Linked DNA regions of Homo sapiens: regions 2, 3 and 4 are each linked to region 1. A link is a loop called in an ENCODE intact Hi-C map of the cell type or tissue named here. Cell type or tissue: A673. All regions are shown on one strand.

The links. Peaks named below come from ENCODE experiments on the same cell type or tissue, not always from the same donor. Only the 100,000 strongest peaks of a DNase experiment are listed, where the experiment ranks them.
Region 2: a loop joins it to region 1, with 13 times the contacts of the local background. A loop is called at or near these places in 1 of 110 quality-filtered maps.
Region 3: a loop joins it to region 1, with 29 times the contacts of the local background. A loop is called at or near these places in 1 of 110 quality-filtered maps.
Region 4: it touches region 1 in a loop (9-fold over the local background); 1 of 110 quality-filtered maps calls a loop at or near these places.

What each region holds. Positions count from the first base shown.
Region 1 is chr6:15,106,255-15,110,254 of GRCh38, reverse strand. No RefSeq gene overlaps it. Among named protein-coding and RNA genes, the nearest start is that of JARID2-DT, 140 kb to the left of the region's middle. In A673, no CTCF peak of the experiment used is centred here; DNase peaks (open chromatin) are centred at 694, 1,784 and 2,754; H3K27ac peaks cover 4,000 bases.
Region 2 is chr6:15,183,513-15,187,512 of GRCh38, reverse strand. No RefSeq gene overlaps it. Among named protein-coding and RNA genes, the nearest start is that of JARID2-DT, 60 kb to the left of the region's middle. In A673, no CTCF peak of the experiment used is centred here; a DNase peak (open chromatin) is centred at 2,232; H3K27ac peaks cover 2,118 bases.
Region 3 is chr6:14,380,703-14,384,702 of GRCh38, reverse strand. No RefSeq gene overlaps it. Among named protein-coding and RNA genes, the nearest start is that of LINC01108, 97 kb to the right of the region's middle. RefSeq lists enhancers at 2,560-3,103, 3,104-3,645 and a silencer at 3,971-4,000. In A673, no CTCF peak of the experiment used is centred here; DNase peaks (open chromatin) are centred at 1,612, 1,952, 2,742 and 3,252; H3K4me3 peaks cover 380 bases; H3K27ac peaks cover 4,000 bases.
Region 4 is chr6:14,498,032-14,502,031 of GRCh38, reverse strand. It overlaps LOC101928331 (a long non-coding RNA gene), which reads right to left. Exons shown (of 3, transcript XR_001743994.3): 2 at 3,867-3,975. Among named protein-coding and RNA genes, the nearest start is that of LINC01108, 210 kb to the right of the region's middle. In A673, a CTCF peak has its summit at 1,853; DNase peaks (open chromatin) are centred at 651, 981, 1,941 and 3,291; H3K27ac peaks cover 562 bases.

The sequences.
Region 1 (4,000 bases):
CGTGAAACTAGGAGGTGGAGCTTGCAGTGAGCTGAGATCGCGCCACTGCACTCCAGCCTGGGAGACAGAGCGAGACTCCATCTCAAAACAAAAACAAAACAAAACAAAAAACCAAAATGGCAGGATCGAGGTATATGTGAGTTACTAGCAAGACACTGAATACATAATTCCCACACAGAAGAAGATATTGAAACCTTTGTGTATTATGCCTGACATTAATTATTTGTGCTTTAAAAATATGTGTGTGTGTATATATGTATACATATACGTATACATGAATACGTACACGTATACATGAATACGTACACGTATACATGAATACGTACACGTATACATGAATATCTATACCTATACGTATACATGTATATCTATACCTATACGTATACATGTATATCTATACCTATACGTATACATGTATACACATACATATATGTGTATACACATATATGTACATGTGTATATATACACACACATATTTGTGTATACATACATATACACATGTGTATACATATATATGTATATGTGTATATGTATATACACACACATATTTTTACATACATATATATATGACTTTCCTAGGAATGTTAGATTTCGGAAGTTTCTAGATGCAGCCCTCAGCAGGCAGACCTCCCCAGACCAGGACAGGATGTGCTTAGATGGCGAGTTACACAACTGGAAGTGGCCTCTCTCTGCTGCTCCCTGTGTGTTGCAAGGATTAGTTTAATTAGAGCCTGTGCTTGTACAGCACTTTGACATTCTCAGACAAAAAGTGCTAGATGAGCACAAAATTTTATAACTGTAATGGAATCCAAGCAAATAGCATTGTAATAAATGGGTCTTGCTGCTGATACTGCATTTAAGAGTCCCCTCTTTATAATTGCATGTTTACTCTATGTGATGAACTGAGGTGATTAATAACAATGATAATAATTACTCCTACAGCATTTTATGCTTTCAAAGGGCTTTACAACTTGTTTATTATTAATCTTTAATCTTCCCAGTTGCTGCTCTGCTAAGTCAGTGTTGTTTTTGTTTTTAAAATTTTCATAGAAATGGAGAAATCAGAGGACTAGAGAGCGGGGCTGAGGTTTTGAAGTTCCCACGGCAAGTCAATGTGAGGAGCTGCTGGATTTTGATTTGGAAAGGAGAGATGTTGAATGAGCTGGAAGAGAGGGTGAGGCAGGTCGGGGAGAAGACAGGTGGAGCTCACCGTGGTAACCTTGCAGGGTTCGGTGGCAGATTGCTATGATCTGGGTGTGAGGAACCAAAGCAAGGGTGCTTGGCGAGTCTAAAGCAAAGGCAACTTGATGCAGAATGCGTAGGTGGAGGTTCCCACCTCAACACCCGCTCTGCTTAGGCCGGGTGCTCCAGTGGCATTTGTGCTATCGCCTGCGTTCATTCAGCTGGTACTTAACACCTGGTCAAGGTTGATCAAGGGGAGTAGGGCTTTGTGTCACAGCTAATTGGGTGCTATAAGGAAAAGACCCCCAAACTGTAGTGTAAGCAACTGGCATTGCATAATCAGCTGCTTCGAATACCCACTGGGGGATTAGACTGCGATAAGCAAGTGCTGTAGGTATCTGCGAGACAAGCAGTGTGTCAATTACACTGTGGATGGCCAGATTTATGTGCTTTTTGGCAGTGCTGCTGAACTATTAATCATATCTCATGAACAGGCCCCATGTAAACCAATAGCAAATGGCACATCTTAAGGAGCATCCCAGCAAAAAATGTCCCATTTCCCTTATATCTTCTGCTGATGTCTAAGGTACTGAAAATGAGAATGAATACACAGAGCCATCAAGCAATAATCAAGAGCCAAGCTACCCTTCCCCCCTTCCTTCCTTCCTTCCTTCCTTCCTTCCTTCCTTCCCTCCTTCCCTCCTTCCTTTCTCACTTCCTTTCTTTTGAAAAATAAAAACCTAATCATGTTTTCTGAGCCAGCGAGACCGGATTTCCAATCAGCATCTGGAAATGGCATATTTCACATAAAAACACACCCGTTAAACATTTTCTTTTAATGACAAAGTGAGGATTTCATGACTTTCCTCTACTTTTATTTCATGGTGGTTTAGATGGGCCATCCATATAGATTTCTTATTCCTTGCTAAGTTACATATCTCCTGAAGTGCGATACATCTACTGTCATAATTAAATGTCGTCAAGCTGATGTGTATGAGTGTTTTGAGCGTTATCACTAATTGCTGTGTTAGCATGAATTAGACAGTAAAGTAATTAGAGGCCCAAATGCAGCTGTGTCCTATGTGGTGCAGTTTCTGGGTTGGGCTGTGTGTTTGTGTCTGTGTGAGTGAGGGTGCGGTTGTGTGAACCAGCTCTGTACTCTTCCCCTTATACCTGGATTATCTCAAGGTGCTTGCTAGTCTCTCTTGTTTGTGCGGAAGTCTCTGAAATGATGTCCGGAATGGAAGCCATTGTCTGCAAGAGAGAGTCCAGGTTTCTTTAAATAAGCAATTTTCTGTAATCAGTCAGCAGGGAAAGCTTCACTCTCCAGACTAGCATTAATGGAAGACAGGTTTTAGAGTTTAGAAAAAGCATGTTTATCTTCAAGACAGATTAGTTGGGGTTGGGGTATATAAGTGTGTGGTGAGAGGGGCTGGGAGTTTTGTAAAGAAAATGGGAAGACATTTGTTTTTGTTTTTAGCCCAAGATCTTTTCTAATCTTCCCACATTTGTCAAACCCATAAGGACTCGTTCTGCTGATCGTGTGATGACTGGTCTGGACTTTTCCTCCACCTCCTCTCCCCAGTTCCCCACCCCAACTCCTCCCTGCTTTAGTACTAAACAGGAGTCAGAGGAGAGGCCAGCAAAACTCATGTTCTGGCTTCTGGCTGTCACAGTTCTCCCCATGAAGCTAAAGGCACATGACCAAGTCTTCATCACTGTGGCCTTGGGTTCAAGGGAGCCCCTGTGACCCTCCCCGGCCTCTCTCCACCCCAGGGCTCTCTGGGCATTCCCCTAGTCATCCACGCCTTTTCTTTTTAGGGTGTAACTGTATCCACGATGCAGCTGATTTTAATCTCTATGGGTTTCTGCATCATGGAGCTGAGGAAGACAGCGTAACCGCCTCAGAAAAAAGTCTGTCCTCGGATAACTTATCTGACAGAGAAGCGATTACCACCTGCTTGATTTCTCAGGCAATTTTAATTCACTGCTGCTTGGCGATAGGGATTCGAAAGAGAGAGAGAGGGAGAGTGAGAATCCTTCACTCTATTGAGTTACTCCATAAGCTGTTTCCACAGCTCCAAGATATACTGTGTGCCCGGCCTGTATCTGTTTTATTCATCCAGATTTAAAAAATAGATGTGATGGATTTATGTGTGTGCCCTGCTAATGTGTAAGCAGCTTTCACGGTAGTTTTAGCTCTTGTCCTTGAAGGACTGGCATGGCCCCTGGAGTTGCTCCTCTCCTGTGATAGAAACAGGAAAATGAGAAAGACTCTGCTTCTGTCTGGCGGTTTTGACAAACCTGGTCAAATTCCCATTCCCAGAGGTGCCTTGTGCCCATTAGGAAGCTGATTGCTTACGGGAGAGCCTTTGAATTCCAACAGAGACAAGATCAAGGCCTAATGTGCCACATGTACGTGGGTCTCCCTTTCCTTGACCAACAGATTTTGACAGAATGGCTTGTCAACAAATAGGCCTGGGGTAAGAAGATAAAGAGTTGTCATTTAGAAATAAACACTATCATTTCTCTTCACAATTCGTAACTGCTTTTTCAACTTTTTCCTTCCATCCTCCCTCCTCCTCCTGAATCCCTACATTTTGCATGCCACCAAAATGCTCGTACAGCCTCATCTGGAAGCCTCACTCACTGGTTCTTGCTCCTGGTGGGAGCCTGTGGCTTTTTACCTTCCAAAACATCTCCCTCCTGCTTTTAAAAAAAAGTCTGGTTGGGTGTGGTGGCTCACACCTGTAATCCCAGCACTTTGGGAGGCTGAGATGGGAGGATCACTTGAAGTCAGGAGTTCAAGACCAGCCTG
Region 2 (4,000 bases), 77 kb before region 1:
TTGTAATATGGAGTCTCGCTCTTGTCAGCCAGGCTGTAGTGCAGTGGCACAATCTCTGCTCACTGCAAGCTCCCCCTCCCGGGTTCAAATGATTCTTCTGCCTCAGCCTCCCGAGTAGTTGGGATTACAGACGTACATCACCACGCCCAGCTAAGTTTTGTATTTTTAGTAAAGACAGGTTTCATCATGTTGACCAGGCTGATCTCGAACTCCCAACCTCAGGTGATCCACCTGCCTCAGCCTCCCAAAGTGCTGGGATTATAGGCGTGAGCCATCGTGCCCTGCCTGGGGCCTCTTTCCTAAGGCCTCCCATTCATGAGGGTTCTATTCTCATGACCTACTCACCTCACCTCCCAATGAACCCTAGCTTTTAATATCATCTCCTTGAGGGTTAGGTTTCAACGTATGAATTTTGGGGCAGCAAAAACTTTCAGAGTGCTGGTTGTGGTGGCTCACGCCTGTAATCCCAGTACTTTGGGAGGCCGAGGCAGGCAGATCACAAGGTTAAGAGATCAAGAACATCCTGGCCAACATGGTGAAACCCCGTCTCTACTAAAAATACAAAAATTAGCTGGGCTTGGTGGCATGAGCCTGCAGTCCAAGCTACTGGGGAGGCTGAGGCAGGCGAATCACTTGAACCTGGGAGGCGGAGGTTGTAGTGAGCCAAGATTGTGCTACTGCATTCCAGCCTGGTGACGGAGTGAGACTCCGTCTCAAAAAAAAAAAGAAAAGAAAAGAAAAAGAAAAAGAAAAAGAAAATTAGCCACGCGTGGTAGCGGGTGCCTGTAACGCCAGCTACTCCAGCAGCTGAGGCAGGAGAATCCCTTGAACCCAGGAGGCGGGGGTTGCAGTGAGCCTAGATCGTGCCACTGCACTCAAGCCTGGGTGATAGGGCGAGACTGCGTCTCAAAAAAAACAAAAAACAAAACAAAACAAAATAAAATTCAGACAATAGCACAATCTATATATGTGTGTGTGTGTGTGTGTGTATATACATACATATATATGTGTATATATATATATCCTTTTTTTTTTTCAGACAGACTCCCATGTTTAAGCTATTCTTAGCCTCCCAAGTAGCTGGGATTACAGGCGCACACCACCATGCCCGGCTAATTTTTGTATTTTTAGTAGAGATGGGGTTTCACCATGTTGGTCAGGCTGGTCTCGAACTCCTGACCTCGTGATCTGCCCTCCTTGGCCTTGCAAAGCGCTGGGATTACATGTGTGAGCCACCACACCCGGCCAGCACAGTTTATTTAAATTTCCCCATTTGTCTCCAAAATATCCTTTATACTATTTTCCCCTGATTTAGAATCCAATCAAGGTACATGCATTGCATATGATGATCTTGGTTTTTTTTTTTCAGATGGAGTCTTGCTCTGTTGCTCAGGCTGGAGTGCAGTGGCATGATCTCTGCTCATTGCAACCTCCGCCCACCTGGTTCAAGTAATTCTCCTGCCTCAGCCTCCTGAGTAGCTGGGATTACAGGTGCTCACCACCATGCCCAGCTACTTTTTGTACTTTTAGTGGAGATGGGGTTTCACCATGTTAGCCAGGCTGGTCTCGAACTCCTGACCTCGTGATCCACCCACCTTGGCCTCCCACAGTACTGGGATTACAGGTGTGAGCCACCATGCCTGGCCTATTTATTTTTAAAATCAAAATGAATTCAAGCAAATTGGTTATGTCCATAATTGAGAATCTTTTTGTGAACACCATAACTTTTTTCTTTCTTTCTCTCTCTTTCTTTCTCTCTTTTTCTTTCTTTCTTTCTTTGTCTTTCTTTCTTTCTTTCTTTTCCTTCCTTCCTTCCTTCCCTTTCTTTTTCCTTCCTTCCTTTTTTTTTTTTTTTTTTTTTGAGATGGAGTCTCACTCTGTCGCCCAGGCTGGAATGCAGTGGTGATATCTCGGCTCACTGCAAGCTCTGCCTCCCGGGTTCACGCCATTCTCCTGCCTCAGCCTCCTGAGTAGCTGGGACTATGGCGACCGCCACCATGCCCAGCTAATTTTTTGTATTTTTAGTAGAGACAGGGTTTCACCATGTTAGCCAGGATGGTTTCGATCTCTGGACCTCATGATCCGCCCACCTCAGCTTCCCAAAGAGCTGGGATTACAGGCATGAGCCACCGCGTCCGGCTCACTCCTTCCTTCCTTCCTTCCTTCCTTCCTTCCTTCCTTCCTTCCTTCCTTCCTTTCTTGATGGAGTTTTGTTCTTGTTGCCCATGCTGGGGTGCAATGGGGTGGTCTCAGCACACTGCAACCTCTGCCTCCCCGCCTCGGCCTCCCAAAGAGCTGGGATTACAGGCATGAGCCACCTCGTCTGGCTCCTTCCTTCCTTCCTTCCTTCCTTTCCTCCCTCCCTCCCTCCCTCCCTCCCTCCCTCCCTCCCTCCCTCCCTCCTTCCTTCCTTCCTTCCTTCCTTCCTTCCTTCCTTCCTTCCTTCCTTGATGGAGTTTTGTTCTTGTTGCCCAGGCTGGGATGCAATGGCGTGGTCTTAGCTCACTGCAATCTCTGCCTCCCAGGTTCAAGTGATTTTCCTGCCTCAGCCTCCAAAGTAGCTGGGATTACAGGCGCATGCCACCACACCTGGCTAATTTTTGTATTTTTAGTAGAGATGTGGTTTCACCATACTGGCCAGGCTGGTCTTGAACTCCTGGCCTCAGGTGATACACCTGCCTCAGCCTCCCAAAGTTCTGGGATTACAGGTGTGAGCTACCGTGCCCAGCAGAGAGATTTGGCTAGAGACTTTGCCAAGGGGCACCTGTGAATTGGGCAGGTTCAATACCTGTCCTTACAAAGCTCTGAGTGCAGTTCAGGAGCCAGACATCATACATGTAGTCATAATAGTGAGTCATTCATGTCACTGATGGTAAGTGCTCTGAAGAGAAATGCTGTTGACAGAGAATAACAGAGATCTCATCTCAAAGGGGGCCAGAGATGGTGAAAGGAAGAAAGGGGAAAACCCAAGGCAGGTTCTCTGAGGAAATGACTTTTAGGTTGAAACGGGGAGGAGGGGGAATCCACCACCAGGTAAAATGTGGAGTGGGGGGGGGGTTCTCTTTTAGAACTACATTTTCTTTTTCGTTTTTTTCCTTTTTTAGAAAAAGATAAAACATATTTGCAGAGATTGCTAGTCCGCTAATGACTTCTCTGCCCTTCTTCCTTGTCAGAGAACCCCGTTGTCACTCATAATGGCTACATTTCCAGCAATCTTTGCAGTTGCTTATGGCCATGTGATTAATTGTGGCCATTGGAAGTGCCACTTCTGGAATGCACCCTTAAAGAGAGGTGGTATTCCTCTTTCACCAACCTCCCTCTCCCCTGTGACTTGGAACAGGGCCTCAGTGTTGAGCCATCTTCACTCATGTGGCAGGCCAACACCTGTGGGTGGCAGAATGGCAACTGGGGCCACTCCACCACCCCAAGTGCCAACAGTCATGCTTATATCTGAGGCTGAAATAAGCTACTGTCTCATGTATGCCTTTTTTTTTTTTTTTTTGGCAGGGCAGGGGGGAGATGAAGTTCTGTTATATACAATTGAACTTAAATCCTAAGCAAATACAGTATATAATACTTAGCAACACATTTAAATTGAATAAAAGAGAGTATGATAAATATGAATTCTTCTTATCACCCATACACCTCAGAGTTGATTTTAAGACACAAGGAGCGGCCTGGCACCCTGGCTCATGCCTGTAATCCCAGCACTGTGGGAGGCTGAGGTGGGCGGATCACTTGAGGTCAGGAGTTCCAGACCAGCCTGGCCAACAGGGTGAAACCCTGTCTCTACTAAAAATACAAAAATTAGCTGGGTATGATGGTGGGTGCCTGGGAGGCTGAGGCAGGAGAAACACTTGAACCCGGGAGGCGGACGTTGCGGTGAGCTGAGATCTCGCTGCTGCACTCCAGCCTGGGAGACAAAGGGAGACTCCATCTCAAAAAAAAAAAAAAAAAAAAAGAAGAAGAAGGAGGCTGGTCACAGTGGCTCACGCCTCTA
Region 3 (4,000 bases), 730 kb after region 1:
GCAGAACATGTTGTGTCATATCTTGTAATCTCTCTGGCTACCGAGCCCAGGAACAAAGGGAGAATTGTGCTCTGTTTGTCTAACATGCTCCATATCACAAATTGGAAATCCTTCCTAATTAAGATATTGTTAAATGTCCTTTGTTAGCAGATTTTAACAATGTTAATTAGGAGGTTAGAGTGATCATTGTTCATCTAGCAAACAATTAGGGTGATTTGCACTGTAGCTTTTGAGAAACTTCTCAGCAAATCAGGAGTTTCCTCTCCACAGAGAGGGGAGCAGACCAGAGAAGGAAGAGGACAGGCAGGAGAATGGGCAATGTTTTGCCTAACATTTTTAGCTTACGGGCCAGGGTAAAGCATGAGGAATTGTTAGACATGGGCCTAGTAGCCATTGAGATATCAGTGTTGACCTTGACCTGGTGGCATCACTGTGTTTGCAGATGCGCTATTTATCCCCAGTTCAGGAAAGCCTGGTCAGAGAAAGTGTATGAAACAGCAGGAACCCCTCTCAGGAGCCTTCCAAGCTACACCTCCCCACCTAGCAAAAAACAAAGGGAAAATTTTGAGTCCCTTCAAGGGAAATTCCAGGCACCTAGCTAACCCTACAACCAGCAATTAAGGAAGTAAATGAATAACCTGCTAAGCAGGAAGATAATAGTAACTTAAACAATAGCCACCAAGTAAGCCAGAGTCACAAGATGTTTGCTTCCCTATAGAAACTAAAAGATATTATCTTGACGTATCCTTGAGCTATTTTTCAGAAACAGGAGCCCCACCAGATAGACAATGTTGACCACCGTCACATAGACCTCAGATAAGGGGGCACTGAGGACTGAACTCTAACTGATGTTCTTTGTTCTAAATTTCCTCCTGAGGTGCCTGGAGAAAGTCACACCCTCAGGCCAAAACTAAACATAGCTTTCTGCTAACCCCAAGTTTTTAGACAAAGCTTTGCTTCCTTAACCAATTGCAAATCAAAGAATCTCTGAATCCACCTCTGACCTGTAAGCCTCTGCTTCAAGATGTCCCCCTACGAAGGGCCAAACCAATGGGTAACTTCCTTGTTTTGGTTTACAATTCCTTGTATTGGCTGCATGCCTTCCTTGTCTTGGTTACGACTGCAACTATACATTTAATGCCTTTAAATGTCCATTTCAAAGTACATTTCAGGAAAGCAGAAGTTGCAATTGTAAAAACCCTTGCTTGTCATCCGTCTGGGAGTTTGAGTCCTAAGTGTTAGCTGCCCAGTTCTCCTTGCTTGGCACCCTGAAATACATGCCTCTCTTTCACTGCAAATACCAGTGGTGTTCGTTTTTGGCTTTTGGCTTTTTCTGTTCACTGAGTGGGTGACCCAAAGTTTGGTTCAGTAACACGCAGTTTTCAGGTTTCTTAATCGTCTGGTCAAGTGAGGGTATCTTCCTAAGGCAACAAAAACAATGCCACGCCAGCCATATTTCAACATTTTCTGAAGTTAGAATTTTATTATTTTTAGCAGCAGATGAGCCTGGGCTCCTTCTGCTATAGTCTCCAATCCCTGCCACTTCTATGCCCCCAACATACATCTGCATGATAAAAAACACTTGACAGTCTTTTTTCCTTTTCTTTCTTTCCTTTCCCGCTCCCCACGGCCTGATACTTGTAGAGGGATGTAAGGAGGGAGAGAAGGAAGGAAGGAGGAAGGAAGGAAGGAAGGAAGGAAGGAAGGAAGGAAGGAAGGAGGAAGGAAGGAAGGAAAAAGGAAAGGAAGAAGAGGAAGGAAGGAAGGAAGGAAGGAAGGAAGGAAGGAAGGAAGACAGGACTTTGCATTTTGCTACTTTGAAACTGGAAATACAAGAGCAAAGTATATTTTGAGAGGAGGACAGAACTGGCCATTTGAAAACTACCAGAGGACTTTAGTTGCTTTGAGAATCTCATTCTCTCTTGGCAAAGGTGCCCATGCAGAAGGAGGGCAGGCAACCCAGTGAGAAGAGGGATGGGATTGGAAATCGAATGCAAAGACTCTGAGTTCTATTCTGGGTTTCACCAATGATTTCTCATACAAACTCAGGAAGTCACTTAACTGAAAGTCACACCTGCTTGGAAATGGCACTAAGTTTCTAACCACACACACCCAACACTTGGGGAAAAAAAATCCTAATAGCTCTCGGCAGCTGCTGGGTGCCGGGCACTGTGCTAGGCGCTTTACATAAATTTAACCACAGCCAGCACTTAGCTTCAACACTGAGGGTCCTGAGGCCAATTTAAGTGGCTCTCAAGTCTCTTTTATCCTTGCGGGGCCCCATCTGCTGGGGGAATAAAAAGCCCTTTTATGTTCTACAACCTCACAGACCACCCACCCCAGCAGTTTGTGCTTTGTCACAAAAAACCCTCCATCTAATTAACAGGGCACAATTTTAATGAAATATTGAAGTAAATTATTCATGCCTGTCAGTAATCAAATATAGATGGGTCATCTTGTAAACTGTTACAACATCTGTCATTTGCTTTAAAGTACTGTAGCGTAGATAATGTGATGTCACGTACATATCAGTTACCTAAAGCCACAACCTAAGTGACAGTAATAGGAATTTACCTTGTAGGAATCTACCTTCAGCCGTGTTCTTATCGAGCAAGTTCAGAAATGGGTATTCATTGGGTATTCACTGGGGAAGCCGGTGGCATGTTCATCAGCATAATGGCTATTGTAAATGGGCTCTCACTGAGGAAATTTGATCTGAGTCATATGAAGTTCAGTATGAAGATGAACCCAGTTTTCTGTTTCTTTGCACTGGCATAAATATGTATTCAGCTGTGCCTCGGTGTTCCTGGCCTGCCCTATTTTTTCTCCTCAGTGCATCCACTGCCTAGTACAGAACAGATTTTCAACACACATCCCTTGAATGAAAGAGAAAAGCTACTCTGTCACAACTGGGGAAAAGTTAAGTAGGGTAGAAAACCCACCGACCTTTCTCAAGACCTGATGGAAAACCTTGGCAGGTGAATATTACCCCGTCCAAATTTCCAGACAGTGCTCTCAGGATTTCCTGTGTTGCCAGTAAACCTTTTACTTCCATGAAGAACCTTTGGTCGTCTTAAAGCGGGTCAACTTTTCCAGCTGTCTTTATCCACGGGCAGCACTGACGGAGACCATAAACTCATCCAAATTTAGGCACACAATAAACTGGAAGAGTGGAGAGGGTATTCAGGCTATGAAATTCTGATGGCTCATTACCATGACAAAGGTTGTAACAACTTGGACAGGAAGCCGAACAAAAGGCAGCCACCGTTCTATTTACAATTCTAGGATTGTATTTGTAATCTCTCTTTGCAGGAGAAAGAGACCGCCAGTTAAAAAAAAGACTGAAACACAATAGGAAGAGAGAGTCCACAATGCTGAGAGACACCAAAGGGATCAGAGTATGAGCACACACACTATGTGTGTATTTCTTCTCTGTGTATGTACACAGTCGATGAGAGTAAATTATTGTCATGGGTAAGGGTTTAACATTATTGACCCATGCGATGGCTTTTAAAAAATATATGCCACATGGCTGGAATGCCAATTTGAAGTGGAGAAGCATTTAGGAAAATGAATAGGCTGAGCTGGAGTATTTTCATGGAACAGAGCAAGCCTCTTTAATTTGTTCACTGCAGAGAGCCTGAGAGTAAGCCAACATTGTAACCTGCTAAGTAAAGCACCATGAACATGATTATTAATGCAGAGAAGGGAGGCTCAAGAGTTATTGTGCTGTGCAGGTTTTGGTTTCAGGAAGGCAATAATTGTTCCAAAGTCACTGACAATTTTGGTTAACAAGTGATACAAATGGATCGGGTCCGTTGGCCGTTCTCTGGGGGCCCTCCCACACCCATAGCAGCTAAACTCTGCAAATTCTGATTCATTACCTTTGACTCCCCTTTTGTTACCTATCTAGCCGGTGTCGATAGTTGGGAAGTGTGTGGTGGCAGGGACCATTCAAAAGGGCTCCCCTGCCTCACAGTCCCTGGAGCTCGAGGAGCAA
Region 4 (4,000 bases), 610 kb after region 1:
AACCCGGCTCTGTCTCCTCCTCTTCAGAAGGTGGACAGGAAGAGGAGAAGGGATTCTTCTTGCTGCCCTTGTGAAAACTCAACCTCCGGGCTCACCAGGGATAGAGACCTGTAGATTCCCATTCTCTTCAGGAGTTAGGGAAAATGAGGGAATGGATTTAGGATTTCACTTTCTCCAGAGGAAAAAAAGGAAGGCCTTCTCAGAAACAGCATCCTTCTCGCTCTTTCTCGCCTTCAGTTGCTTTCAATTTAAGTCAATTAGACAGAAAATGAGCTCGCAGAACCTACAGCTGAACACACCTGGGGTTCCTATTTATCTATTTATTTATTTGCCTTCCCCCCCCCCCCTTCTCCCCCCCAGCACCTTGTTCTTGAAACTTGTCTGGTTCAGCATTTCACTGGCTTGGTTAAGTATCTTGTAAGGAAATCATTTATAATAAAGCTGGTATGCTTGGGTTTATCATTTCTAAGTGCGGGTCAGGATTTAGTTCGCTATGTTAAACTCTCCATGCTGCATGTGATTTGTCAAGCTTTGTCAGGAACAAAAAGTTCCGGGATGTGCAAAGCAGGACTGCTTGGTTTCCATGGAGATACTTCTAGTTAGGCTATGGAAATCCTGAAAAGGCCAGAGGATGAGTGACAATACAAGGATTTAGCGGCTGATCTGAAGAGCCAGACTGAATTAATGAGATTTTTCACAGAGCGTTATTAGCAAGGCTAGCACCGTATGGCTCTTAGGCCCTCGTGTTCTCAGCTGCAGTCTTGGAAAACAGAAATGGAAAGATTTAATTGCTGTTTTTTAAACCCTTTAAGATTATTTTAACCTATAACATTTTAAGGTTGTAATAAAAAATGGGGCTCTTTTTTTCATCACTCAGTTACTGTTATTACTGTGTTTTTGGTGGCAGTTGCCCTCCATGTGCATGGAGATGGGAAATTCAATAGTACTTATTATATTGAGCAGTTAATTCCCACATACTGTGAACACATTACTCTTCAAAGTAGGTTATCTGGCATTCCATTTAGAGCTGAGGGAGAGATACCATGTTGCTGGCTTTATGTCTCCTAGGGCTATATTAATTATTTATTATAGACTGCTGATGTCAACCGTTAACTCAGGCGGGTCAGAGTTTGTACATATATCTAACCAATGTCTGGCTTTTTGGAGTTTGGATGTGGATTTCTGGAAACTAGCAATCTGTGTGTTTTGTGAGTTTAATTCCATGTGCTACCACTGCTGCCGTTAACACCAAAAGGAAAGGAGCTAAGGAGTCTTCTCGGCTATCTTCAGGTAGCAGTTGCCTCCAAAGTTTGGGAGACACACTGTCAGAGGCCTCCTTCTTCTCCCCCGCTCCCAGCCAGCCCACTTTTTTTTTGGTTTGGGCATGAGTCTCGCTTTGTCACTCAAGCAGAGCATGGAGGCACGATCTTGGCTCACTGTAACTTCCGCCTCCCGTGCTCAAGTGATTCTCCTGCCTCAGCCTCCCGAGTAGCTGGGACTACAGGTGCGCATCACCATGCCCGGCGAATTTTTGTAATGTTTTTTTTTTTTTGTAGAGAAGGGGTTTCACCATGTTGACCAGGCTGGTCTCGAACTCCTGGCCTCAAGAGATCCGCCCGCCTAGGCCTCCCAAAGTGCTGGCATTACAGGCGTGAGCCACTGCACCCAGCCTCTTCTCCCTTTCTTTGCAAGGATTAATACCAGAACTCCTAATTCCAGTTCTTTTTTTATTCCCCACAACCGTAGTGAACCCAGCTCTGAGCTTAGAAATTATGGGTGCGATTAGCTGGGTTGCCTTTTCATTTCCCACACGTTCCCTGCGCAAGCTCTCCATAAAATGTCACTATCTGCCACCTCCTGAAACGAGACGTGTGGTGTAGGGGAAGCAGCTCGCCAGGCGCTGCTCTTGCTTGCTGGTTTGCAGAAGGGCACATGCCCATATGTTTCTGGGAGATGTAAAACTATCGTGTTGCTGCTGAGCAATCCACAACAAAAGCACATGCTGCCTGCATTCCCCGGATTCCTGTACAGTAGACTAATCCATTTAATCTCACTGTTAGCTTCCCCGGGCGGGAATTTCACAGTCTCTTTTGATTTAGTGGTTTGTAAAATCTCTGATTAAGTGCCTCTGCCCTCCTGTTATTGTCTCTCTATTCCCTAAATGATTTTGTGGGGAAGAAACCAGTGGAGTTGAAACAAGGGTCAACACACCCTCATCCTTACCTACTTGGTTTTTCTTTATCATTCTTAATTTTTTTAGTTTTATGCACTTTTTTCCCCCTTGACTCTGCTGACATGTGACAGCATTTTGCTTCTTAAATTATAAAATATGCCCTCTACTTTGCCAATTCTTGCTGGGTCCTCCCAGCTGTGTTGATCCCAAGTTTATCTCTTGGCATCTAAGGATCCACTACTCTGTTTGTCTTTAGAAGGGTGGTGATGCGAGCAAAGGTGATGGAAACGACAGACCTGACCTTGAGACCTAGTTCTGTCATTTGCTAGCTGTGTGATTGTGGGCAAGTTGCTTCACCTCTCTGGTCCTAATTTCCTCATTAAAAGTGAACATTAAATGCTATAGCATATAGAAAGTTCCTAAGTGGGCCAGGTGTGGTGGCTTACGCCTGTAATTCCAGCGCTTTGTAAGGCCAAGGTGGGAGGATCACATGAGCCCAGGAGTTTGAGACCAGACTGTGCAACATAGGGAGACCTCATCTCTCCAAAAAATAAAAATAAATTAGCCAGGCATGGTGGTGTGTGCCTGTAGTCCTAGCTCCTCTGGAGGCTGAGGCAGGAGGATCGCTTGAGTCTGCTAGGTCAAGGCTGCAGTGAGCTATGATCATACCACTGCACTCTAGCCTGGGCAACAGAGCAAGATCCTGTCTCTAAAAAATAAATAAAATTAAATTTAAAAAAAGTGCCTACATGCCTGCATATAGTAGATACTCAACAAATTATGATAATAATAGCTATCATTCCTACAAGTGTATGTGTTGTGCACAGCAGTGATTTGACTTGGGGCATTTTACTAAGTCCTTTGATGTGTGTTTTCCTGATGTCTCTGCTTAGATTAAGCTTCTTGAAGTTAAGAGCCCAAGTTTTCTATTTATTTTGTAACTGTTCCCTGCATTTACTTTGTGCTATTTTCCTGCCTGATTCTCTGCCTCTTAAAAATGCCTATCATCATGATAGCAATGCCCAAACTAACTCCAGCTCTACAAATAAAGCTTACACCCTCTCATCAGAGTGTAGCAGGTACGAATTGCACTCTAGAATTTGGAAGTAGGAAACATGGCAGTTCATTATTTAAAAAAAAAAAAATGAAATTACATGTGGCTCCGAGCTCCCACTATGGAAGTGGGAAGGAAGGGAGGAAGGAAGGAAGAAAGGAAAGAAGGAAGGAAGGAAGGAAGGAAGGAAGGAAGGAAGGAAGGAAGGAAGGAAGGAAGGAAGGAAATACCTGGAGGTATTTTCAGTTGTTGGCAGTGACTTTTTTTTTTTGACAGTCTTACTCTGTCACCCAGGCTGGAGTGCAGTGGCGTGATCTCGGCTCACTGCAACCTCCACCTCCCAGGTTCAAGCAATTTTCCTGCCTCAGCCTCCCGAGTAGCTGGGACTACAGGTGTATGCCACCATGCCAAGGGTAATTTTTTGCATTTTTAGTAGAGACCAGGTTTCACTGTGTTAGCCAGGATGGTCTTGATCTCCTGACCTCGTGATCCACCCGCCTCGGCCTCCTAAAGTACTGGGATTACAGGGGCAGTGACTTTTTAATTTACCATATGTGTCACTTGCTCCCATACTATCTCTGTACTCGGATTATTGTCCTCTAGTGGGCTGTTTCCTTCCTTTTAGTCCCTCATACCTACCATGCTTGCACCAGTGTCTCAGACCAATTATGGCAGCCAGTCCATTAACTGGATCCCTCCAAAGGTATCCCAAGACTCCACTTCCTCATTCAGTACCTCTGCTCCAGCACTAGATTGAGAAGGAAAGAAAAATT